Regions from separate parts of the Homo sapiens genome. Here all the other regions are linked to region 4. A link is a contact called in ENCODE Hi-C or POLR2A ChIA-PET data. All regions are on one chromosome and are shown on one strand. Each heading gives the region's core, a stretch centred on a gene start or an enhancer-like site at or near the end of the contact. The rest is flanking DNA. Distances are from core to core; before and after follow the strand shown. Region 1 overlaps VSNL1 (visinin like 1). Region 2 holds the start of GACAT3 (gastric cancer associated transcript 3). Region 3 holds the start of RAD51AP2 (RAD51 associated protein 2). Region 4 holds the start of CYRIA (CYFIP related Rac1 interactor A).

Evidence for each region. Hi-C counts contacts between places; a loop is a spot of excess contacts on that map. ChIA-PET counts read pairs that join two places held with the same protein, here RNA polymerase II (POLR2A). Pooled maps may share reads with other maps.
Region 1: a pooled map shows a loop between it and region 4 (2.0-fold over the local background). The contact joins the enhancer-like site here to the promoter of CYRIA in region 4. A Hi-C loop is called at or near these places in 6 of 50 pooled maps.
Region 2: a loop to region 4 is called in a map with no recorded cell type, with 3 times the contacts of the local background. The contact joins the promoter of GACAT3 here to the promoter of CYRIA in region 4. A Hi-C loop is called at or near these places in 3 of 37 single-sample maps with no recorded cell type and 2 of 50 pooled maps.
Region 3: a pooled map shows a loop between it and region 4 (4-fold over the local background). The contact joins the promoter of RAD51AP2 here to the promoter of CYRIA in region 4. A Hi-C loop is called at or near these places in 8 of 37 single-sample maps with no recorded cell type and 7 of 50 pooled maps. POLR2A ChIA-PET finds 5 or more read pairs at or near these places in 1 of 52 experiments (OCI-LY7).

Annotation. Positions count from the first base shown.
Region 1 is chr2:17,639,647-17,646,559 of GRCh38, forward strand. The region is part of intron 2 of VSNL1 (visinin like 1); the gene reads left to right. LOC124908054 (a long non-coding RNA gene) reads right to left here. Exons shown (of 2, transcript XR_007088658.1): 1 at 3,443-6,913. Among named protein-coding and RNA genes, the nearest start is that of VSNL1, 100 kb to the left of the region's middle. RefSeq lists an enhancer at 4,551-5,338. Within about 2 kb of position 3,710, at least 5 of the 41 ENCODE cell types and tissues checked have a DNase peak (open chromatin) inside an H3K27ac peak, as active enhancers do.
Region 2 is chr2:16,046,795-16,053,550 of GRCh38, forward strand. It overlaps GACAT3 (gastric cancer associated transcript 3), which reads left to right and starts at 3,633. Exons shown (of 4, transcript NR_126559.1): 1 at 3,633-3,883.
Region 3 is chr2:17,514,267-17,520,619 of GRCh38, forward strand. RAD51AP2 (RAD51 associated protein 2) reads right to left here and starts at 4,174. Exons shown (of 3, transcript NM_001099218.3): 1 at 903-4,174. The coding sequence starts at 4,149. It also overlaps the pseudogene LOC101928149. RefSeq lists enhancers at 3,702-4,901, 3,886-4,435 and a silencer at 4,197-4,446.
Region 4 is chr2:16,662,026-16,668,073 of GRCh38, forward strand. It overlaps CYRIA (CYFIP related Rac1 interactor A), which reads right to left and starts at 3,809. Exons shown (of 12, transcript NM_030797.4): 1 at 3,755-3,809. RefSeq lists silencers at 3,726-3,775, 3,846-4,015.

The DNA.
Region 1 (6,913 bases), core at 2,460-4,959, 980 kb after region 4:
CTTGCTGAAACTAAAATAATAACAACAATAATAATAGCATCTTTCATCGGCTGAATACCTATTATGAGCCCAACACTGTGTGCACATCATGTGTGTGCTTTACACACATCATCCTAATCCTCACAGCTTTGCTACCAGGGTCATCCAAAGAAGGGAAGCCCAATGCCCCTAGGCACACTACTGTTCAATAGTGGAAGAACTGGAACCCAATACCGGGCATTCTGACTCTGTTCCAATGTCCTCCCCATTAAATCCCAAAGGTCCCAGCCCAGCAGCCAATTCTCCTCTATCCTGTCCCATTTTTTGTATGAAGAAACTAAGGCTGGGTGTGTTGGCTTGCACCTGTAATCCCAGCACTTTTGGGAGGCCAAGGCGGGAAGATCACTTGAGGTCAGGAGTTTGAGACCAGCCTGGTAAACACGGTGAAACCCGGTCTCTACTAAAAATACAAAAATTAGCTGGGCGCAGTGGCACATGCCTGTAATCCCAGCTACTCAGGAGGCTGAGGGAGGAGAATCGCTTGAACCTGGGAGGCAGAGGAAGTTACAGTGAGCCAAGATCGTGCCATTGCACTCTGGCCTGGGCAACAGAGCGAGACTCTGTTTCAAAAAAAAAAAAAAAAAGAAAGAAAAGAAAAGAAACTAAAGCTTTGAAAAGATTAAAAATCCTTTGCCCGAGACCAGGTCCCACATGTAGTGAACTGCAGAACTGATATTCAATCCCAGACCCATCCAACCCCAAAGCTCACACTCTCCACCACAGCATAGCATCCTTACTTCTCTACATGATGCATTTCCTTTGTTTGTTTCTTAGTCTGCAACCAGATCTTATCCTATAACTGTGGTGGCAGAGATGGGATCATGTGGGGCTCATATAATTTGGGGAGAAGTTAAAGATATTGCAGTAACGCAGGACAGGAATACATTTAGGAGAACATGTTAGAGTTGGTAGGAAGCTTCCTCTCCTCCAGAAAACAGAAGCCCCACCTTCTTAGGCAATGATCCTGAACTTGTTCATTTCTGACAAATGTGTTCCACTTCTTTTTTTTTCTTTTATTTTTATTGACACATAACAATTGTACGTATTTGTGGGATACAGATGATATTTTGATACCTGTAAATAATGTGTAATGATCAAATCAGGGTAATTAGCATATTCATTTCCTCATTTATCCCTGTGTTGGGAACATTCAAAATCCTCTCTTTTAGCTATTTGAAATATACAATAAATTATGGTTAACAATACTCACCCTCCAGTGCCATAGAACACTAGAACTTATTCCTCCTATCTAGCTGTAATTTTGTATCAAATGTGTTCAACTTCTGCAGATAGAACATGCCTGGCTCTGGCTGCCATTGCTGTCACCAGCTGTGCTATAATAGCTCTCTCCCCACGATTCCAGACCTGGTGGCCAATGGCATTCCAGTAGGGTTCTAATTGAGATGCAGCCAGGCTCAGTGTTCTCATCATTGTCACCATGACGCTGTGAAATGAGTTGGGTGCAGGGTGAAATGAGAATCGATCTTGGATAGACCACTTTATTCTGGAGGAGGTAGGGAGATCAAATAAGTTTTAGAACCAGTTGTGAAATCTGCTGTTCTACCCACTTCAGTTGGAGCGAGTGAAGACAGTACGAAGGGAGTGGTCTCATTCTAGCTTTCCCCACAGCAACCAAGCTACTACCAAGCACCTTCAAAGATCCTCACCACTTGCCTAGTTTCAAATTCAGTGCCATTTAAAATTAATAAAAACAATCTTTCCAGTCTAGCAGACTGGCTCTAAATGGAAACTCACCACAATTTCCAAAGTGTAATTTGTTATTGACATCCTAGTTTCATAACAAAGAGTAATAGGTTGGTGGTTCAATATTTACCAGGAAGAGAAGTACTAGAATAATCCCCTACCCAAAATCAAAATGCCATTGACCCGATTTATAGTGCAAATGGTGTATTAGACAGAAATAAAAAGAGACTTCATTTGATTTTAAAGTCTGAGTAATCAGTAAGTACCCTTCAGGGTCTGTGACATTTCCAATGGAGATAGAAATAGGGATAGAGAGACCAGAGATAGATACTTAAACTTACTTATAGGTACAGAGATGGAAATAGAGAAACAGATATGATCTAGATGTAGTTGTATAGACATAGACTTATGCATAGACATAGGGATAGAGATAGAAATATGAGAAAGGGAGAAAGAGAAGAGAGAGATTCACCCTTCGAAGTTTGATCCTGTAATTAGGACATTAGATACAAAGGGAATGGTAGGTGCTTTGGTCAATGACAAATCCAAAGTCATGAAAGTAACATCCCTTCTTTTTTAAAAATTTTACTTCCAGAATCAGAAAAACTAAATAAAATATTATAGCTAAATGAAATGTTGAAGCTTATCTGATTTATCCGTCATTTTATATCCAGGGAAACGAAAGTCCCAAGAGACAAGATGACGTGACCTTAGTCACACCCAGATACTCTGTCACTCAACCAGCATCTTTTCCTCTGCAGTAAATTGCTTCCTTTACCCATCCGAATATAGTAGCACTTATAAAGCACCTACAGCATACCAGAGCCTTATTCGAGAGCAGTAAGGATACAATGAAGAACAAAATATAATTTCATCCTTAACATAGAGATGATTCTGGCTTTTCCCATGGTGAGCATTCCTTTTTTTTTTTTTTTTTGAGACAGAGTCTAGCTCTGTTGCCCAGGCTGGAGTGCAGTGGCGCTATCTTGGCTCACTGCAAGCTCCGCCTCCCAGCTTCACACCATCCTCCTGCCTCAGCCTCCAGAGTAGCTGGGACTACAGGTACCCGCCACCATGCCCAGCTAATTTTTTGTATATTTAGTAGAGACAGGGTTTCACCGTGTTAGCCAGGATGGTCTCGATCTCTTGACCTTGTGATCTGCCCGCCTCAGCCTCCCAAAGTGCTGGGATTACAGGCATGAGCCACTGCGCCCAGCCGGTGAGCATTCTAATGTGAAGGAGATCTGGAAGGTAAGGAGGTTGGATTTCTACTGCCTCATTCTCATTTTTTATAAAAAAGCAGAACTTCTCTGGGAGTTCATGACCTTTCTGGGGCAGTCTGTGTAAACAGAGAGATCTGGCCTAAGACATAAGTGAAAATTGCTTATCTTGTCCCGGGAGGCGAAAGCCCCTTCTCTAGAAATTTAGTTCAAGAGTAATTTTATTCTCAAATAGATGTAATTATACGAGAATCACAGGCTAATAATGGCTACCTTTTGTAATAAAGACTGTAATGTTGAAGAAGCAGTGATGATAGAAAATGGAAGTTGTCACCCAGAGGACAAGGGATGGGGCAGCTCTGAGAAGCAACCTTAGGATCTGTGAGAACCCTTTGAGGGTGGGGGTGGGCGAGGGTGTCCTTAACCTCCTTCTGGAGAGCCTACATGTGGAAGGAGCTCATGTGTCAGGCTGCACCTACCTTTGGCTTATCACATCTGCTTGAGGGCAGAGACCAGACCTTCTATCTTCTTATGCGTGGTTGCCTCTCCTCACTCTCCCTCCTGCCCTCACAAAGCTCAGCATGGAGCCCAGCACCAGTTGGGCTTCTGTGAGTATCTGTTGAATGAAAACTTTGGCAGAAAACAGTTTTTGGACTCACCATTTCTAATTAAGGGAAAATGTCTCTCGTCTTCCCATCCATGTGACTAAAGTGCAAGTGCTGCTCTGGGCTGATTCATCTCCTCATGAGTCATCTGCTTAAGTAGTAATGCGAATGGGCTTGCAGGCCAAGTGGTGAGCCTTCTGCAGCACAGCCGGCTTCAGGCAGCTTCCAGAGCACATTTCAACCCTTCTACTGGTCAGTGGGTAGATTTGCCCTGTCTCTCAAGGCCTCGAAACGATCTGTTTGCTGAGTCACTTGTTCATTTAGCAGACATTTACTGAGCACCTACTGTGTGCCTGGCCCTGTACCAGGCACCAGAGATTACAGCAATGGCAAAACCAGGTCATTCTCGGCCCCGTTTAGCTTACAGTCTACTAGGGAAAAAGGGCACGAATCCACAATCCTGTGAACATTTCTTCACAATTGTAACAAATGTTCCCTACAGTGACATGCATGTGTGTAACAGGGGTCTGACCCAGACCAAATCAAGGTTTAAAGAAGGAACAGGGGTTCACTGGGCCAAGGTCAGCAAAGGAACTTTCAGACCACAGCAGCAGCACGGCAATGGTCCCATGACTGTGGCAGGGGAGGGAGAGCCAGCAAGGCCCCAGGGAGTGAAAGCGGCCCCGGGACAAGGGAGCCGGGGGACCAGAAGCTGGACACAGAGGTGGGGACCAGACACAGAAAGGTCTCTGAGGCCTGGAAACAGTCTCGTTCCTTCTTCTGAGAACAATTAGATGCTATTGTCGGGTGTGGGAAGGAAACTTGACCAAACATGGGTGTGCAAATTTCCCCTGGAGCTGTGGTGACGATGGATGGAAGGGCCTCAGTGTAGGGAAAGTTAGGAAGCAATGAATGTACCACTACAATGGGGTCCTATTCCTGGGGGAGGCCTCATGGATGTGAAGAGCTGAAAGCCAAAACCAAATATCAAATGACCTCTCAAAGGCATATGGTCAGCATCTAAGGGCACATGAGACCCCAACACTAACCTTCTGCCCATCGGCAGGAGGTCTGCTGGAAAGGCCCGACCACCCCACGTGAAGGCCTCAGCCCCCAGGACAAGGAGTTAGAGGTGAGCTCATCTGAACAGCTCCTGTCCTTGGTGGTTCCCACAGAAGGTAGACAAGCCCAGTAGGCCTAAAGCAAAGAGCAGCCTGACAGTGCACGAGGGGCCCCTTAGGGAGCCTCTGAGATACAGTGTAGCCAAGGAAGGTCAAGACCCCGGAAGAGACAGGCCGAGGGTCTGTCTGCAGGGCTGGTGTGGGAGGAGAAGGAGACTGCAGTTGGTGCTGGGAAGAGCCAAGGCTTTGACTCAGATGGCACTGAGTTTGATCCTCCTGCACCCCTTAGTGATGTGACCTCATGCCAGTTACTTACCCCAGAAAAATGACCCTCCTGCAAGTCCTACCCTTGCTGAAAGAATCAGCTGGGGTGGCCTGTGAGAAGGACCTGCTTAGAGCCTTGTTCCACGAGACACACTCATGAAACAATAACTACTGTCTCAGTAGCAGGGCCTGAAGAGGTAGGTACAAGACCAGGTCATCCAGAACAGGCTAGAAGCCACTAGCTAATTCCAGCAGGGTAAGGGGAGATAACCTTGGAGGTTGAGCAACTGTATTTCAGGGTGATTGTATTTGTATATTCATAGGCCAGGCAAAATAGGCCTTTGAAATTTGAGAACAAAAGAAACAAAACTGACCCAAGTGAGGGTGTTTTAAAAGCAACTATGTCTTCTGCGGGATTGGATGGCAGACCTCTCCAAGACTGTGAGCAGCGGAGCAGTCCAAGAATACTCTTCTGGTTTTTTGAAGCCCTATTTCCTATCAAGAGCTCTATTTCCAGCAGACTAATGGGCAGAAATCTATTCTGAGGTCTGAGGGCTGCCCAGTGTTAGCCAGGAGCTGGGCCTTGGGCAGAGCCCTGGAGAGAGGCATCCTCCGAAGTAGCCTTGCTGCCACCCCTCCTGACACAGCACATCAGCTGTTGCATGGGCAGGGGTGAGTCCTGGCCAAGGCCTTGCTTGTGCCCACCCCACCCCCACCCAAAGGTTGGGCTGGAGAACTTCTTGGGGAGCTGCCTCCTCCATCACATTGAGGCAGTGAACCAGGGATCTTTGGAGGGGAGAGATTCATGTGGGAAATGCTGCAATATTTTCTCTGGAAGGATAAGCTATCCAGGCAGCAATGGTGCTGGGGAGGGCTGGGATAGGGGTGCAGAGGAAATGTGTCACTGGAGAGAGGCACAGTGTTTGTAGATCATCACTCAGCCTTTCTGTGCCCACGCTGGGTGGGGCCCTGGAGGCCCAGAGGCTAATGTGTCTGGTTCTCATGCACCACCTCTTAGAGGAAACAAACATTTTGATATTCACAACTAGATAGATTACTGAAAAGAAAGAAATGCAGAGTGGGGCCCACTGTCTGTAGAAAAAGCTCCTGCCCTGGCCAGGAGGAAGCTGGTTAAACCATGCAAAGACTCCTGTTGTCTGCCTGGGGAAAGAAAAGACCTCAAGTGTTTCCTGGGGTTTTCTTCTGCAGGTTGTTCGGTTCAGGGACAGGGTATGGAGTACAACCGGGAGCAGTCAAGGTCTGTGTAATCCCAAGAAGTCTCAGACTCTGAAACTCTAGGCTATGATGAAGAACAATGAATTGTCAGCAGCCTGTATATTAGGATGGGGGGAAAGGACCACATGCGAATATTTTAAAGCTTCAAACTGACAATATCATGTCCATTACTTTTGTTTGCAGCTCCATACACTTGTAATTTATCACAGTAAAATTTTATACTTCTTTATATGGTGGTTTGATTAATGCCTATTTTCCCCCACTCCTTAATGCTCTATGTCTTTCTTCTATTTTATTGCCAGCACCTAACACTGTCCTTGACACATAGCAGCTGCTCTCAATGTTGAGTTAAAGAATGAGTCAGAAAATAACTCAGTTAGAATCTCAGTAATTTCCTTGCAGTACATATGTGCTGCCAGAAGGTGGCGAAAATACTCAGAGCAGAGAATTTCAAGCTTCAGAGGCAATGGATGCTAAGAATTACATAATGCAACACATTTGGTTGCTTCATCAAATGTGGAGTTAAGTTTATTTCCTCGGCTAACACTTGATTAAGATAAATCTCAAGGTGTGGCAGAAACGGTCAGACAGATTTGCATTCAAATCCAGCCTCTGCTGCAGACAGCCAGGAATCTTAGGCAAATGCCTTTGACCTTTCTAGGCTTCCACTTCCTCATCCACAAAATGGAAAGTACAATGTCAGATTTTGTTATGAAAATTAAGT
Region 2 (6,756 bases), core at 2,383-4,882, 620 kb before region 4:
TCCAAAGGAGCTAGTTTGTCCCTTTCACCATGTAAGTATACATAGAAGGCACCATCTATGAGCAATGGGACCTTACCACCCATTGAGTCTGTTGGTACCTTGATCTTGGACTTCTCAGCCTCCAGAACTGTGAGCAACAAATTTCTATTGTTTATAACTTACCAGTCTAAGGCATTTTGTTATCGCGGCCCTAACATACTAGGACAGCTGGTCTGTTCCTAGCTTGCTTGCTTGCTTATTGTTTAATCTATTGTTTTGATGGAGCATAACCTATTCCAGCTTCCTAAGAAATGGTGCACAGAACATAAAACTTGTGAGTTCTTGCTTAACTAAAATTTCCTTTCTTCTATCTTCACATTATTTGGCTAGTTTGGTTGGGTATAGTGGTCTATGTTAAAATTACTTTTAGAATTTTGAAGATGTGGCTTCTTTGTTTTCTAATATTCTGTGTTGCTGTTGAGAAGTCTGATGCCATTTTGATCCAATCCTTGGAAGAAAATTTTAATTTTTTTCCATAGAGGCTTTAAATTTTTTCCTTATCCCAATGAGTTGAAATTTTACTCTGATATAACTTTCTATGGCTGTTTTCTCATCATTTTTTTTCCTGTATACTTTCAATCCTGGAACTCGTGTTCTTTCCTTCTAGAAAATTTTTTCAAAAATAATGATTATGTCTTTGATAATTTCTCCTCTCTGTTTTATCTTTCTGTAATTAGCATTAGTCAGATGTTAGATATTCTGGATTGATCCTGACATTTCAACTTTTCTTTCCTATGTTCCAACTCTGTTATTTTAAAAAAAAAGGATATTTGAAGATTCCTTATTTTCTGGTCTTTCTATTAAGTTTTCTATTTTAGCTGTGTTGTCTAATTCATAGGAATTTACAAGAGAATACAGAGGAGATGACTTTGGGAATTTAATTTATGACGTTTAGATTTAAAATTTGCATAAACCTTGAAATTGCTGATGTTGGTGTCTTCCACTTCGCAATACCACCCCGCAGTTCACAGATGAGAATGATAATTTCCAGAAAAGAAAATGACTTAAAGTAATAGCACGTCCTCCTAATTCTAGGTCAGCTTCTTTCCACCCCCAATGTTGTGCCTTTTCGTCTTACTGTAGCTGAAACTTTATTTCAATTCTAATAAAGGACACTTTTAAAATTAGCTTCTGAATGGAAGGAAGCAATGAAGATTGGTTAGGGCATCATTGAAAAGCAGGCACTTGGCCGGGTGTGGTGGCTTACGCCTGTAATCCCAGCACTTTGGGAGGCCGAGGTGAGCGGATCACAAGGTCAGGAGATCAAGACCGTCCTGGCCAACATTGTGAAACCCTGTCTCTACTAAAATACAAAAAATTAGCTGGGCATGGTGGTGGGCACCTGTAGTCCCAGCTACTTGGGAGGCTGAGGCAGGGGAATTGCTTGAACCTGGGAGGTGGAGGTGCAGTGAGCCAAGATCGCACCACTGCACTCCAGCCTGGTGACAGAACAAGACTCCATCTCAAAAAAAAAAAAAAAAAAAAAAGAAAAAAGAAAAGCAGGCACTTATGTGGTGGTGAGCTAGCATCACTTGGGGCTGAGATGAAAATCCAATGCCTCTCTGGCTCTGACTCACACGGAATCTGTCGAGTTGTTTCATTTTTTTAGACATTGGTTTCTTCATCTACAAATTGAGGAGGTGGGAGTAGGTCTTTGCTCTTCAAACTCTTGAGGTTCCATGGGGTGCCTAGGGCCTTAAGGGCTTGGGGAGGGGGCGGAATGAGGGAAAGGGAGGTAGGGCTCTGGGTCCTTGCTCAGCTTCACCTGAACAGTTCCACTTAGTCCCGTTTTATGTATTTGGTTTTCATGTAGGCTTTTGTTGCTAAAAAAGGTTTTGTGACTAAATGTTTGGGAATCACTTCACCAACCTTCTGTAGGTTTTCTTTTGGCATTGTACTTTTCCGGTACTCTGATTAGAGATGTTCTTTTAGGCTCTCAACTTTGACTGGCTGAAACTTATAAGCCATCAAGCTCTCTGGCGTTCCTATAAATTAGGATGCATGTGGAGGTAATTACCATTCTGGAATTCTAAGCCCTGGAATCCTGGTCAATTCTTTTTTTATTATTTTATTTATTTTATTTATTTACTTTTCTGAGACAGGGTCTGGCTCTGTAACCAAGGCTGGAGTGTAGTGGCATGATCTCTGCTCACTGCAACCTCTGCCTCCTGGGCTCAAGCGATCCTCCTACCTCAGCCTCCTGAGTAGTTGGGACTACAGGTACATGCCACCACGCCTGGCTAATTTTTGTATTTTTTTGTAGAGATGGGCATTTTGCCATGTTGCCCAGGCTGGTCTTGAACTACTGAGCTAAAGTGATCTGCCCACCTCAGCCTCCCAAAGTGCTGGGATTATGAATACTAGTCAATTCTTAAACTGTCTTTCAAATCAATAGTCTCACTGCAGACACTGTCACTCAATACATATTATCAATGCCAACACAATGGGAAACTGGATCCTGCCATTTTCTTGATTAGATAGTAGAGACAGGCTGGATCCTGCCATTTTCCTGATTAGATAGTAGAGACAGGCTAAAGTAGAGTCTTAGCTGTCATTCTGCTGTCGGGGTCCTGCTTCCCTCCACGGAGAATCAAAGTCTGGATGTCAGACTTTGTTCCCTTGGCTGAGGAGAGGGACAGAAGAGACCAGCTTGTAGTCCCTTGCCCTTGGGAAGGAAACTGGTTTTCTGCTCTGTTCAACCATGTTTACTAATCATTAAAGGAAACAATAGATGTAGGCCAAATGCTGGTATCAGATGAGAGGGTTGAGAGTGAGCAGATCAGTGTCGGAGCCTGGGATTAAGGAAGTCAAGGTCAGCAGTGGATCCCTCGGAGGCCCAGAGAAATGGCTTGGTTAGGGCACGTCTGCTACCTGGGGTGGGGGAGGCAGAGATTCGCTTCAAGATGAATCGCATTCGCCTTAGAATTAGAATGCCCTTCCTAGAAAGCCCTTAGAGATTATGTGATTAAACCTCCTTATCTTACACATGGAAAAACTAAAACCTATAGAAGGGACACCTCTTGCCTGTGGTCACCCACAATTAATGTTTTATTCCTCCCAGTCCACACTTGTGCAGTCCTCACATATCTCTGAACAGGGACTGGGTACTTAAATTAGGTAACTGGCAAGGAGGTTTTTTTGAGAAGGGAAGGTGAGGGAATTTTTCGACCTTGTGCCATTGCTTGAGAGGCAGAAGCCAACACACCATTAGTTAAACCCAGACCAAATTCATCAGCTTGTGAGACTCTAGACCCCACACCTGTCTAAGGACTGCAAAGAGCAGTCAGTGTACATAAGAATTCCCTCCTGCCTCCTGTGATTCTCAGCCCTCACCAGCCTGGGCCCATTGGTAAATTTATCTTGAGTTAAAAATACTGCTTCTACCACCAGCACACGCCAAATAGAGTCCTTGAGACACCTATGCACTGAAGCACCTACACGGTGTTTAGCACTGATACGGTACTCTGCCCTTTCTGAGCCTGGTAGTCTGGCTGTCTGATAGGAGCAGGGAACCCACAGATATCATCTACTTCCGTAAAATTCGTTCAATTAATGAGCATCCACCGGGAGAAGAAGGATCATTTTCAGCCTCCCTGACCACAGGCTTTGGTTTCAGGACAATGCAGACTGGGCAGCAGATCAAATAAAGCCATCACCAGCGCATAGGACAGTCTCAAGGGGGTTAACTGTCCCTGTCCTCTACAATTGTTGCTGGGGAGCAATTTGCCCTTGAATCTTCCATACTGTCCCTAAATTGACAATTTCATTTCCTTCCAATCCCGCCCCCTGCCCTGAAGATCTGCTGAGGCTGCGAGTTCCATGTGAGAAGGCAGGAGGATAATAGGTGAGTTCCATCCATCCGTCAGCCATAATGGTCGCGGACACTCCACGCCTTTTGTCTGCTGGTTTCCCTGAGGATGCAGGCTAGGGACCTGGGGTATTTACACTGCCTTTATGTGTGTGGTTTTTAAATCAGCCCTCTTGTTTACTTCCCAGCCTTTACCCAGGCTGTTTACTACCTTTGGAGGGGCCAGGCCACTAAGTCAACATGCATTAAGACCCAACATCAAAATGTCATAATGCGAATGAGCAGAATTCTGAAAGGCCAGGGACATTGGCTGCTCTGTTGGGTCCTGTTTAGTCTGAGGGTAATGAAGAGCTCACAGATGACCTGATTTCATTAAACTAGGTCAGACTCAGCTGAAAAGCGGCTATGACTCTCACCCAGTTATATAGCCAGCTCTTCCTCTCTCCCTGCCTCCCTCCGCCCCCACCCCCACCTCGGGGCTTGAATGCTTTCTGGGAATTAACGCTGAGTTTTGTCAATACAGTAGCTAAATCTCCATGGAATAATTGGACCTTTCCCTTCGGCTTCTGTTTGCGCAGTGGCAAGGCCAGGCATGGGAGAGAAGCGGGTGGACTTTAACGCAGCATGTATGATTCAGTTGTAGCAGTTTGCTTTTGAGCCAGACATTCTGAGTTACAGCATCTTATCTGAGGGCTGTATTGACGGAAGCAGCTGAACTGACTCAAAGAGGAGTTATCATGCAAACAAGGCTTTCAATGTGTCCAGGCTCACCAGCAACACACGGGCCCTCTGCATCTTCAGAAGCCTCCTGGTGGGGAGTAGGAAAGGGACCAGGCAGAGGGTGGAGGCAGGAAGGAGTGGTGTCTGAAGGCTGCTGAGGGAGGAGAGGTGGTCCTCCCCCGTCCCTCCTTGCCAGGGAAAGACTGAGTCTGTGGTGGGCATTCCAGGCAGGCAGAATTCACTTCATCCATACAGAAGAAAGCATTTCTAACAATTAAAACTGTCTGAAGATTGGATGGGCTGTCAGATGAGCTCACTTATACTTTATTAAGCACCTACTATGTCTCAGACTTTATGCTGGGGACCTTGCTCTGAGCTCTGCAACATCTCAGTTCATAAGAGATGAGGAAACCAAGGTTTAGAAGTAAGTGACTTATGTAAGGTACCAAAACTAATATGAGGCAGACACAGGATTTGAACCCAGATCTTTCTATGTCCATGCTCCTTCCACTGTCCCCTCTGCCCCCACCTCTTGTTCAGGGCACATGGGGGATGGCTTATTTTTGCTCCATGATGTCTGAGGCCTTAGCTATGAGACTCAAAGTTTGGGGACTGAGATCACTGAAGGCTTGCTGCGTCACATGCCTGGTGGTGAATGCTGGCTGTTGGCTGGGGGTCTCGGTTCCTCTCCACATGGACTTCAGTGTGTGGACTCTCCATGTGGGTTGCTTGGGCTTCCTCACAGCATGGTGGCTGGGTTCCAAGGGTGAGCGTCCCAAGACAGAACATAAAGTTGGAACACTTTTTCAGTCTATGCTTGAAAGTCACACAGTGTCACTTCTGCACATTGGTATTAGATAGAATTCATTAGAAGCAAGTCACTAAACCTGCCTCATGTTCCAAGGGGAGGGAAATTAAACTCAATCTTTTTTTTGTTTGTTTTTACGATAATACCTTTAAACAATTTTTCTGATTATAAAAGTAATGCATGAGTAAGGCAAAAACTCCAAACATTGTAATGTAGAGCGTATGACACCCTTATGCTAAATTCCCAAATGAAAGAATCATCAATATGTGTCGTTTTCTTGTTGCTTTTTGTATATTACTATTGCTTTTTGAATATTACTATTTGTATTAGGGTTCTCTAGAGGGACAGAACTAATAGGATTGAAGTATATATGAAGAGGAGTTTATTAAATAGTGTTGACTCACACGATCACAAGGTGAAGTCCCACAATAGGCCATCTGGAAGCTGAGGAACAAGGAAGCCAGTCTGAGTCCCAAAACCTCAAAATTAGGGAAGCCGACAGTGCAACCTTCAGTCTGTGGCGAAGGCCTGAGAGACCCTGGCAAACCACTGGTGTAAAGTCCAAGAGTCCAAAAGCTGAAGAACTTGGAGTCTGATGTTCAAGGGCAGGAAGCATCCAGCACAGGAGAAAGATGAAGGCCAGAAGACTCAGCAAGTCTGCTCTTTCCATCTTCTCCTGCCTGTTTATTCTAGCTGCGCTGGCAGCTGATTAGATGGTGCCCACCCAGATCGAGGGTGGGACTGCCTCTCCCAGTCCACTGACTGAAATGTTAATCTCCTTTGGTAACACAGACACACCCAGGAACAATACTTTGCATCCTTCAATCCAATCAAGTTGACACTCAATATTAACCATCAAACTATTCTAAGTAGTCGTATGACATGATTAAAGTGGTATTTTGGAAAGATCACTTTGGTGGCAGCAGTAATTAGAGGGAGAGAAACTGAAGTCCAGGAGACTACCTAGGGGTTAGCATCATTATTTAACAAATGTATGAATACCTTCAATGTTGGCTTCTCATAGTCAAGTCTGAAGATAATAGGGGACTGCTTTAGGGGAACAGAAAAAATTAAAGAGGAATGGATGAATTCAAGAGACACTTTCAAGGAAGATTCATTAGGGTTAGTGACTGGATTGTGATTGGGGCAAAGGAGAAAGAGGAGCAAAAGGTGCCTGGGGATTTCAAGTGTGAGTTTTTGGGAGAATCACCCATTATCAGCTCGAGGCAAGTCAGGGATGGAAGCTCAGTTTTGGGGAGAGAGATGAATGGGATGTATTTGGACTGAGCTGTCAGAAATCACTATGTTTAGGAGCTAAGCAGAGAAGCCACTCAAAGCAATAGGCAAAGAACAGCCAGGTTTGGGAAGACAGAAGCAAGAG
Region 3 (6,353 bases), core at 2,924-5,423, 850 kb after region 4:
AGTATATTATTGAACATTTGAATACATCTTTATGAGAAAATAGTGTGCACCCAGCTAGCAGCTGCTGAGAAATTCAAATTTCAAGGTGAAGCTGTGTCAAAGTTCAAGGTGAAGCTGTCTCAAACATTCAAGAAAACACACAGACTCCAACTGTACAAGAGGAGAGTGAAGAGGAAGAGGTTGATGAAACAGGTGTAGAAGTTAAGGACATAAGGCCTGGCGTGGTGGCTCACGCTTGTAATCCTAGCATTTTGGGAGGCCGAGGGCGGCGGGGGGGGTGGATCACAAGGTCAGGAGTTCGAGACCAGCCAGGCCAACACAGTGAAGCCCCCATCTCTACTAAAAACACAAAAATTAGCTGGGTGTCGTGGCAGTCGCCTGTAATCCCAGCTACTCTGGAGGCTAAGGCAGGAGAATCACTTGAACCCAGGAGGCAGAGGTTACAGTGAGCCGAGATTGTGCCACTGCACTCCAGCCTGGGCCACAGAGCTCGACTCTGTCTCAAAAAAAAGAAGTTAAGGACATAGAATTGGTCATGCCAGAAGCAAATGTGTCGAGAGCAAAGGCAGTCTGAGCCCTGAAGTACAAGTAATGATATGTGGTAAATGCTATTGTGGAATTAACAATGTAACTGTATGAAAACACCTTTTTTTTTTTTCTTGGTGTTTCCAAGGAGTAACTGCAGCTTGCTTTGAAATTTGTATTGTTTCTATCATAAATAAAGCTATGGCTTCTTGCTGGAAAAAAAAAAAAAGAAAGAAAATAGTGTGCATCAATAAACATTGTCTTGCATTTTATCTCTACCTTCCTTCTTTGTTGTCAAAATTATACATTTGGCCTACACAGAAAAAAGCAGTAATTTTTCTAGCATGAGAAATAATGTTCTAAAATGAATTTCATACCTTTCTCAGAAGTAGAGTAAAGTAATTCTTCCTCTGATCTACTTGGATAACAACTCTCATTAGGAACTTCCTGTTCTCCATTATTGGGTACAGTTTTCCATTTAAATAAACTTTGGTGACTTTTGCCCATATTAGGACCTGCTATAGTATCATGGAACGAGGAAGATGCACGTATTTTGTTGACCACAACCATTTTCAAATCTTTTTCTATCTCCATTTTTACCTTCTCAGCATCATTTTCTCCAAAGTAATTTTCTTGCCCATTGTTTGTTTCCACAGTGCTTAGAAGTTCATTTTCCCTACTAATTTCATGAAACATACGAAGTTCTTCAAGTACTAAGTCAAATTTTCTCTTCATCTCAAAATCTTTTACTATTGTCAGAGCTTCTGTTGATAAATATTTAGCAGCTAAGTCCTGAAAACATTCATCATTCCCTTCACTCAGACCAGTTTCAAATTGATGATTAATATATAATGCAGAGTCATTCTTTCTGTGAAAATCCTTTGAATTAGCTATCTCCCTTTCTGGCAAAATACTCTCATATTCATTTGTATTTGTTACATAATTTTGATTAACATATTTATTTTCTTCCACATTTACTTCCTTACTTATTAATGAAACTGACTGTACAGAAAACATGTCATCCATTGGAAAAAAACTATCTTTCTCTTCCTTTTCTATCTTAGTATCTTTGTGAACTTGGCAACTATTTGTTAAACTTTCAGCTGTGACTTTTACTTCCTCTTTCAAAATTAAGTCATATTTTTTTTCTTCTATTTCACTTAGCAAGTTCCAAAAATTTAGTACTTGAGTTATAGAAGTGGTATGGGTCTCTTCATTATGTATTATGTTGTGGCTTGCTGGTATGGCCTGTTGCCTAACATTGCAGAGATCTTCAAATATGTGCTCACAGTCAAAGTTACTGATCTTATTATGTCCCTGTTTTCTTTCCATATTTAAATCTTGGCTGTGCATATTTACTTCATAAAAATTTTCATTAATGTATCCTCGGTTGTTCTGTATAAATTGAGGACAAGAATTACCATGTGCTTTAACAGTACTAGAATTATAGTGAGCCCAATTTTCCACATTCACAACTTGTTGAGGACAACTCATATTCTGACAAGTAATTTCTCTTATTAAAGAAATTTCATCCATGTCATCAAAGTCCATTAAAAGGGGAATTTTTTCATATGTTTCAAAAATCGGAAAACCTGTATTTTGAGTTGTCATACTGAAGGAATTAATGAGTTTTTTCTTAGACTTTTCAAAAACTTGTTCAGTTCTAAATAACTTCCTTTTCTTTAACATAGGTTTCATATTATCTTCTAATAGTCTTGAAGAAGTTAAAATCTTTACTAGATATGCAGTATGATTTTCCACTATATTTTTTGGATACTTCAAATAAAGCATGCACTTGAAAATGCATTCCTCTTCTAATTCAAAATCATTTTCAATTCTTGTTAAAGAGTCAAAGTTATTGAGCAAAAAAGCTATGTTAGTTTTCAATAGAATATCTAAAGGTTCTGAAACACTATCTTGTAAATATATGCTTAAAATTCCATTCTTTATATTTGTATTCATGTTTCTGGTTATTAGATTTTGAATACCAATTATACCAATTTGCTTTTTACACTTCAAAATGTTACAGCAGGTTAAAATACTATTATCTTTTTTATTTCCTGAAATACTTTTATGGAAATAAAAAATTTCTATAATGAAACTTTCAAAAGGGTTGTTCACATGAAAGACTTTTTGTGTAGTATTGTATCTCAACTGTAGAGTATTATCATTTTCTCCTTTACCATTTAGCCAAACAGTCGTTATTAAAGCTGTCTGACTACCTAATATTTCTCTTACGAGAAGCTTTGATTGTTCTTCATATGCATTGATGACTTTTGCACAGTGGTAATCTTCCTTGCTTAAAAGGTCTATTTCTAATAATAATAGCCAATTCCATTTTTCTTCAGTTTTTTTCATATTTTCACATTTAGTCTTGCAATTATTTATAATCCAACAATTTCCTCTATTTCTTCTCAAAATATGTCTAACGTTACAGTCCCAGTTTTGAGATTTTTCCAGCCTGGTAAGTACGTAACTGTCCAGACATTCTGCTTCCTCCCAATTTGCATTTTCTAGTATAGCGAAATTCTTTCTAGAGTCTCTTACATTACACTGGATACTACTGCAGTTACAGTAGTTTGAACTGATCAAGTCTTTTCTCTTACAAGTATTTTGGCTACTGAGTGATGGGTAGTCATTTTCATAACATTTGGAAAAAATGTTTTCCGCTTCTACAGTTTTTTTATCATTCTGTAACTTTTGCTTCTTAACATCAGGTCTATTTTGGGACCAGTAAATGTTTGTGAAATCCCTAACATATGCCTCTTTTTTGTCATTCTTTTTCTTCGCTATTTCCTTTAAATAGACAGAGGACATTTTGCTATTTAAGTCCATTGGAAACTGAGGGACACTTATTGTGCCGCTATCTCTAAAATAGCTAGGTTTGGCAATTTCCAAGCTGGGCTGGTTTTGAGATTTTGATATTTTTAGTACAGATGATGAAATGTTATTTTCTCTTTTATTTGATGGCACAACACTGTTAGCTTTACATCTGTTCTTAATTTCATGAAATGGTGATTTAGTTTCCTTGTAAAAGGTAACATCTAAAAATGGATTTTCTTTGTGAACATTGTCTCTTCCTTGGACAAACTGTTGTTTTCGATTCTCATTTCTAATTCCATGTATATCGTGTATAGAGGTGCTGGGCAGAAGTTGACTAACCCCTGCTTTGGAGCTATTACTGCGGTGCACACTGAAAGCCTCTCTGTCATGCAGGCCTGCCTCAGACCTTCCTGAAGCCCTCAAATCAGAATCAGGACTTTGTGAGGGGGGAGACTGCAAACAGCTACTCATTTGGAATTTGAGATTTGAGCATTTCAGATTACATATCTGCTTCCCACTGACTGATTTCTCCACACACGAGTCTGTGGAGTTATCGAAAATAGCATTCGTTGAAACAAGGAGTCCCTTGAAGGGTCTAGGGGACAACTCCCAGACTTTTTCCGCCTCAGACAAGCGAGGCACCAGAGGCAGTCGCCAGCCCGCCTTAAAGACACCTCCAGGCTCCTCAAGACAGAGCCGCTTGCTACTAGGTGGTTGGGAATCCGGGTCCTCAGGAGGCGTTAAAGAGGAGGTAGGCTTTCTGAGCTCGGCCATCCGCGGCGTGGGCTGAGGGAGAGACATGACAGCGAATGGAAAGGATCTGTCCGAGTCCCGGCGGGGCTCCAATCCCTTAATAGGCGGTTCCGGGCCGCTCTGGTCACGCCCCTGACCCGCCCCTCAAGACCTGGCCTTAGCCTAATCTCAGGGTTTGCCCCACCCCGAATCCGCCCCTCCACAGCCCCAGCCTCAGCCCCGCCCCGCCTCCCTCAGTCCCTCCTCTCCCTGCCCCCACCCACGCGCCCCGGTTGTCTCACCACTGAAGGTCGGAGCACCCTGGGCCGTTACATTGTCTATTTTTAGCGCCTTTTTCTAATGCCACGACTGTAGAGAGTCTAAATGCTTTTTTCCCTGTGGTAGAACGAAGGGGAAAAGTTAGAACCTCTCACTTAAAAAAAAAAAATTTGTGAATGGTAACAACTTTATTTTCTAAATTCTAAAATTTTGTTTACCTCAGAAACGGCATCTCCACAACGGCTCGAGTGACTCTCCAGTAAAATCGTGTAGTTCTGTCAGCACCAGACCAAATCTCTCTGTGTATGGAAAAACTTTTTAATCCTTCCAGCGTCACTTAAGATCATATTAATATTTCCACTTCACTAATAAAGTGTGTTTGGGGGAAAAAAGCCACCAGTACTTACCAGTCTATCTGAGGAAAAAATGTGTGGAAATTATTATCCGGATAATTATTATTCTTCACTTAAGACTAAAAAAAAAATAGTTTACTATGTGCTGTGGGGATTTCTTCTCAAATATTGTGGATAAAATTATTTAGAGATAAAATATTATATGTTTGAACTACCCCATTTAGTGTAAACATAATAATACAGGTCTGACTCATACCTACTAACAAATTTTTAGACGCTATTTCTTGTTTTTTTTTTTCCTGCTTTGAGAATCATTTATGATTTCCAGTCAATTCTGGTTTTTGTGAATTCTATAATCATTAAGAAGAAAATGTTTTTCAAAATGTTTATTATTATTATATACATGTTTCTTAAGAAACATGTAACTGGTGCTCAGTAATAAACACCTCGATTCCCTTGGTGGTTGTTTCAAGCTTGGTATGTTTTATATTACATTTTATGCTAAAATTTATAATAACTACAATAACATGCAACCAGAATCCTAACTTCAGAACCCTCCCATGGCATAGATGGCAATATATAACTAGCCTTCTACTTTAGGTAATAAGATGTTCACCAGTTTCATGTTTTTTAAATACTCTTAGATACATTGTGATTACTTCAGTGTAAATTCCTCTAGAGAAATGTTTACTTAAGTTTGTAGAAAGCCTTGCAGCAGAAGCACTTCATTAACACTATAAATAAGAATGTGGCAGTGGTTCAGATTCCACATCAGTGAATTCTCCAAGTTCTACTTCTGTGTATCTTATGTTCTATTGCTTTTCTATCCCAGATTTTCCACAAATCTATATTCTTTTCTAATCCATTCTGTTTTAGCCCATAAGGGGTGACTTGTATAGCTAAGGTGTATATAATTGGTGCGCTAGTGTGATATTAGGACCAAGACTTTTTAAATCTGTAAAGTAAATGCCATTGATTGTGATTTCTAGTCTAGATTGATCTGTAACTTGATATTTGATTATTTCTTCATCTTGCTAGTTTGCCCAAGAGCACATTATTTTTTATATCTCCATCACATCATTATTTAACAACTCTACATTGTTTAAGGATTAAAATTCAAATAAAACCCAGAAGTATTACATGTAACTCAACAATTGTTTGACTCCAAGATACAGAAATGTATAGTTATTTTCTCCATCCTGAAGAAACTTACAGCCATAAAGACCAAAAAAAGAGTCTTTTCTTGCATTTACTTATTTAAACATTATACTAATGGCCACTGCCATTTCAAACAATGGCTATTGAAACCACTATTTATGTGGGTTTTTTCCTTTGTTTTTTTAAATGCCACCTAGAAAATGAACCAGTTATAAGTGAGAAATGCAAAAAATTATGTCTTCAACTCATCATAATCAAAATATAAATAAGACTTGTCTGAATCTTACTGATGCCTCAAAGCCCATTTCAAATGTCATATTTTTCTATATCACTTTACCCAACCCTTCCTTTGAAGTTCTTACCTTCCTTAGTAACAGTAAACTGAGCTTTAAAGACAGCATCTATCTGATTTCTTTTAGCGTGGTGTCTTCTTATAGTTCAACTCTGAATGAATAAAAGGATTAATGAGTTCATGAGATAAAC
Region 4 (6,048 bases), core at 2,559-5,058:
TTTCTAAAACTCAGGGTGTTTGCTGCCACTTCAAATTTGTTCTCCTTTGAAAAAAAGAGTGTTGGTGATTCGTGCATTGTTGTGGTATTGTAGAACATAGCTTATCTAGTGAGCAATAATTTGAAAATTAACCAGCAGTGCTAGGAGCCTGAGCATGGGCAATTTTTAACCTTCTCAGATAATGAATGGATCTCCAAAGGCTAGAATTCATCCAAAGAGCTTTGTACCATGGTTTTAAGGGGACCCAGAGGTCCAGTAACTGAGAACGCTTTTCTAATCAATATAACTAAATAACAGCAAGTCTACTGTGAAGTGGGCACCATGCCAGACCCTTTAAATACATAAGATCATTTAAATCTTAGAAGGCAAGTATAATTACTGCAATTTCTCAGATGTAAGAATTGAGACCCAGAGAGGTTAGATGCACCTTCAACCACAGTTAAGACAAAGCAGTAGTGGAGTTTGAACTCATGCCTGACTCTTAAGACCACTTTCTTTCTAATCACCATGATGTCTTGTCAGGTAATTCATGCAGCTCCTGAGACAAGATTCTAACCATGATGAAGTTGGAACCGGAGACTTCTACGAGAGGATGAGTCAAAACTCAGTAAGAAAGGCAGTCCTGGCTCCCTGCCATGCTTCTCTCCCCTACCCTGCTCACAAGGGCTGATGTGTGGCTCTCCAACCATCACTCCATTGCTCCTCAAGTGGACAGTGGAAGGACAAATGTATTTCAGCCCCAAAGCACAAATCACCTGATTCAACCCTCATGGGTGACCTAGTCAAGTGGCCACCTCTGGGCCCTACATCAGCCTGCCCTTCCTTTTATCATACCACCTGTCTAACTGTATTATAAGGATCTTTTTCCATGACTAAATTTTTTTTTGAAAACAGAAATGCTGCTCATTTTTCGAACCCCTAGTTCCCAAAACTGTATTTGGTACAAAGCAGATACTCAATAAATGTAAGATACATAAATAAGTTAGAGGATTCAACATCAAGGCTGGGCAAAATGCCCCTGGAGGATGCCTCTAACCCTGAGATTTTATAGCTTAATTATGCCTAAATTAGTTTTCAATCTCTGGACAGTGGTCCAGGGCTGTCTTTAAGATTGAGATCTCCCAATAGAACTAGGACATTATGGGTCCTTCAGCCTTTCAAAGTGTTCAAAGCATTCCCGGTAGGCTATTCTATGCCATCCTAAAAGAACAAGAAAATGTGGCCAGTAGGATAGATGCTGTCAACCCCATTTTAAAGATGGAGAAACTGAGGCTATATGAGTGAACTGACTTTCTCAGGACCAACATTTGACACTGAGGCTGCTGATTCTCTGGTCTTTTTGTGCTACCATAATACGTGCTCAGCTTATTTTTAACAAACCTAGAGCATGGCAATGTGAAGGGACTGGCAGGGAATGGAAAAGAAGAGCGTGTACTGAAGAAAAAAACACCAGGGAAGGGAAGGAACAGCCTCACTGGAGAGGGTCACTGACAGCTGACAGTGGGTGCCCCTATGGCCCTGGGGAGCTATGAACTCCTTGCCCAGGGCTGGCTTGGGAGGGTCTACTTGACTCTGGGTCCCTGACTTATCTAGTTGCATCTAGGCCTGGGAGCAAATGCAAACTGAATTCTTCTTGGTGCTGAGTAAAAACAGGAAGTCACAAGTGGCTTTGCTCTGCTCTCAGCTGGGGTCCTCAACAGTTCAGGTCAAGGGTACACTTGGGACACTCCAGACAGCTTCCTGGCAGCTCCCTCCACAGTAGTCCAGCAGGGACAGGAAAAGTGGAGACACCTTCTAAAGAGCCTCCTATAGTGTGGGTTTAGGCAGCTGGACTAAGGAAGTCCCTGTGATCCCTCGGACAGGACCAGGGAGCCCAACAGAGATGCGTGTATGTCAGCTTCATCACTTTTCCATTCATTGAACCAAAACTGAGGGCTGACTGTGTGCTCAAATCAATGTGACCTTAGGGAAATAACTCACTTGCTCTGAGCTTAGTTTCCTCATCTGCAAAGTGGAAAGAGCCCCTGCCCCATGGGGCTATTGTGAAGATGAAAGGAAATAACACCAGTGAGGTCCTTTGCCACATTTGGTATCTATTTTTAGCACTGAGGCAGTATGCGCCCACTATGTGCCCAAGCCCGTGATGCTGCTGCTGCCCCCTTCCCAGAGCCAGAGCCCAGAGGCAGGAGGGAATGTGGGCAGGTCTGTTTCCACCTCGCTTTCCCACTCTCCCCTCACAGGAACCCAGGGCCAGCAGGAGGTGAAGTTCTGCCAGCCCCCAGCCTGGGCCCAGCGCCCATGTTTATGACTGTTTATTTCAGAGCAAGTAGAAAGGAGAAATTAGAGCCATGAAAGACAGGACAACGGACCAATAAAAACCAGCTCCCAGAAGAGTCAGAAGGAGGAAGACAGGCAAAACTGTCACCATAGCAACACAAGACAGTCAGAAGCACGCAGGAAAAACAGCCCCTGCTCTGCCTCCTGTCTCCACTGCAAAGCAAGCCCTCGAACCCCAACCAGAGATCAGTGAAAGCCGACAATGATCCACCCAAAGAACTCTGGTACCCAAGCCCAGACCTGGCTAGCAGCCACTCTCCTCCTGCTGCCCCAGCACAAGTCCCAGCCTTCCAGGGTCCCAGATCAGCATTCTGTGCCCTGGGGACTCGACACTGTGCAGATGGCCCAGGTCCCATCCAGAGGAGATAGTGACTGGTGACAGAGAGGAAAGTTTCTAACAGGGAGAAAAGGAGGGTCACAGAGCTTCAGGGGAGATCAGGGCCCTAAACTCCAGCCCCATGACCCTGTCTTGGGTTCCCTGGGGAGCAGGCGGGTAAACAAGGGTGTGGGAGAGGACATCAGGCCCTGGACACAGAAAGATTGCTCCATCAGTTCTGGACCTGGCACCCCCAAAACAGTGGCTGGGGGAATTCTGGGGATGCGTGGGGAAATAGCTTTGGAGGCCTTAAATGACAAAGATCTTGGCCCTGGTCTCTGGGGACACTGGCTAGCGAGTAGGAGCAGCTTGGAGGAGGACCCAGGGACGGGCTGGCCCATTTTGACAGAGAATGTCTCCTGGCAGACAAGACAGGTGTCTCCACCAAAAAGCATGGCTGGCCTGGGACCAGCATTTTGGGAAGTGGGTCAAATTGTTCCCAAAGCTCAGTATTGGAAAAGTGCCTTTTGCCAAACTGGGGTTCTGGGTTCTGGGGGAGGAGAGAGGGTGACGGCAAGGTGTGCTGGGTCCTAGGCACAGCAGCTTTCTGGCTGGCTAAGAACGTCTGTGGCAGGTGGCAACAGAAGGGTCCAGGTGTGCAGGGGCTGGGGAGGGGGCCATCCCTCCCTTTGGGGCTGTAGAGAGTACCCAGGACCCCGGGGCCTCGGGTGGTGGGAAGGGGAGTGTTAGGGGTCCCCTGCAAGAATGGAGCTTATGATACCTGGGGTGGGGGGTAAGTGAGTGAGGGACGAGGGAGGGTGGTCTGGGAAAGGAACACAATCAGGAGGCAGCCCTCTCAGAAAGAGGGCAACGGGGCACAAAGCCGGACCTCTGTCCGGCGATCGCTAGAGAAGGGCTCCCGGACGGTGTCCTCCGCTCTCCCTCCCTCCCAAAGGCTGCAGGGGCGTCCGGGAGGAGAAGGATGGCAGGGAGGCGCCCGCCCCGCCTCGCGGTGCCCCGCGGTGCCCCGTGCAGGCCGAGCCCCGCGCCCGCAGACCCCCGCCCGCGCCCCTGCCGCGCCCCCAGCCGCGCCGCGCTCACCGAGTCGCCGCCGCCCTGCTCTGCCGCCCGCTCCGCCGCCGCCGAGTACGCCTCTCCCGCGGCCGCCGCAGCCTGCGAGACGGCCTCGGAGCCCCGCCCCGCCCCTCCCCGTCCCTCCCCGCCCCGCCCCGCCCCCAGCCCGGCTCGCGGCAGCCGCCCCGCCCCGGCCCCGGGGGATCCCCACCCGCGCTGTCACCGGCCGCGTCCTCACCCTAGCCTGGACAACCCCATCTCTTTGCCCGGCTCTGCTCTCTGCTCCCAGGAGCTGGTGCGGACCCGCCCCAGCACGGTCGCCCCTGCCCCTTCTCAGCCTTGGCCACTTGGCCTTGCCTTCCCAGAGGAAGCCCGAACCAGACCTTTCTGTTTCTGCACACCAAATTCCTCCACACCCACGGTTGCCCTCCAAGAAAAAGAAATCCCCGCAATCTCTAGACGCATATTCACCTTCAAATTAATGCCCAGCCAAATCATCCCAATCCCTAGGCACACTCCAAATTACTTGAGATTCTGAACCCAGTCTCGCTCCCAGTCCCTTTCTGCCCACCCTATTAACAGATCTCCAGCCTTGGGGCCCGCAGTTATCCGATAGGACCACTGTAAAGTCTTCCCAAAGGCTCAATCCAAAACATGTAATTAACCTTAAAGAGTAAGTCTGCAAAAACACTTAAAAAATTCTATGATGCAAAAAGAAAGTAGTGGGTTACAGCGTCATTGACGTGATCATTGTTCTAAAACATCTGCCATGGAGGCTTTTTGCATTAGAGAGAGGGAGATTCAGGAAACCGGAGAGGACTCAGCAGTGCCAAACAGGTTGTGAGTCAGAGCTCCTGTTGAGGGGAGGGAGAGCTCCTGGGGACCCCGGCTTCGGGTGCTTCCTTTCCCAGTCCATCAGCCAGAACATCATGAAACATGTGTTAAATCCCCATAGTGTGCCAAGGTACGTGCCCGAAGCTGCATGGGTTGGGGCCCTGTGTGGGCTGGGATCAGAGGAGGCGGGAAGCATCAGGAGAAGGTGTTCAGGCCCCTCTCCTTTCTGAGATCCAGGGTGTTTCCCCTGGGAGGACTTGTTGCCCAAGCTTCCTTTGCACTCTGAAAGGCTCTCCTGAACTGCCCACAGAGGCTCTTGGTCTGTTTTTTGGCAAAAATTCACAGAGGGCAGGAAGGCACTGTCTAGTTAGAGTGAAATATTTTCCCACTTGGAAGGGGTCCTTAGGACCAGAAGAAACACTTTCCCGTTCTCTTTTTGAGTTTTCCCCATGCCCTAGACCAGCCTCTGTTGTCAATTCCTGCAAAGGTGTTTTTTTTGTTTTTGTTTTTTGAGACAGAGTCTCACTCTGTAGCTCAGGCTGGAGTGGAGTGGTGTGATCTCGGCTCACTGCAACCTCCATCCCCCGGGGTTCAAGCAATTCTCCTGCCTCAGCCTCCAGAGTAGCTGGGACTACAGGCGCCTGCCACCACATCCGGCTAATTTTTGTATTTTTAGTAGAGACGGGGTTTCACCATCTTGGTCAGGCTAGTCTTGAACTCTTGACCTCGTGATCCACCCACTTTGGCCTCCCAAAGTGCTGGGATTACAAGCGTGAACCACCGCAGCCGTCTGGCAAAGGTGTTTTATCTGTGAGTGGCTCTATGAGAAAAGCCTTCTTGCCATGAGGTAAACCATGTCTACTACACACACACACACACACACACACACACACACACACACATACACACACCCCTAAAATTTTCTGGCTTAATCTGTCCACCTTGAGTTTGGCCAGGTTTTGGGAAGAGTGAGGACTAATCAGCCACAAACACCATTCATCCCCATAAAACACTATCATTTCAGACCATGAGAGGACTTTTCACTTTACACCCATCTGTCTCTACTAATACAGCTCAAGTTTGTGAGTAGACTATTTGATGCATGAGATTTCACTTCCACACACTTAGAGATGGCTTCTGTTTCAATAATCGAGGGATACCTGCATGGTATTGCCCAGCCCATTATGAAATAATAGGGTTTTCTAATGATCAGTGTGGAATTTAATAATTGAATGTTTCCTAAGACAAAATTACCAGATGAAAGTCTTTTAACTTTATCAGTAATACTAATAACAAGTTTAAAGGTTATTATCATAAAGATTATAGTGAAATTAAACTGCCATTTAGGAGGCAGGTAAGTTGAGACTGAATTTCAGATGGTTGTCACTCACAATATGTGTGCTAAGATGAACCTTAATATCTTAATTAAAGTAAATGTATACTGAGCTGTGCTAGTTTCAAGGACATCTTTTTCATGTATTTCTTTT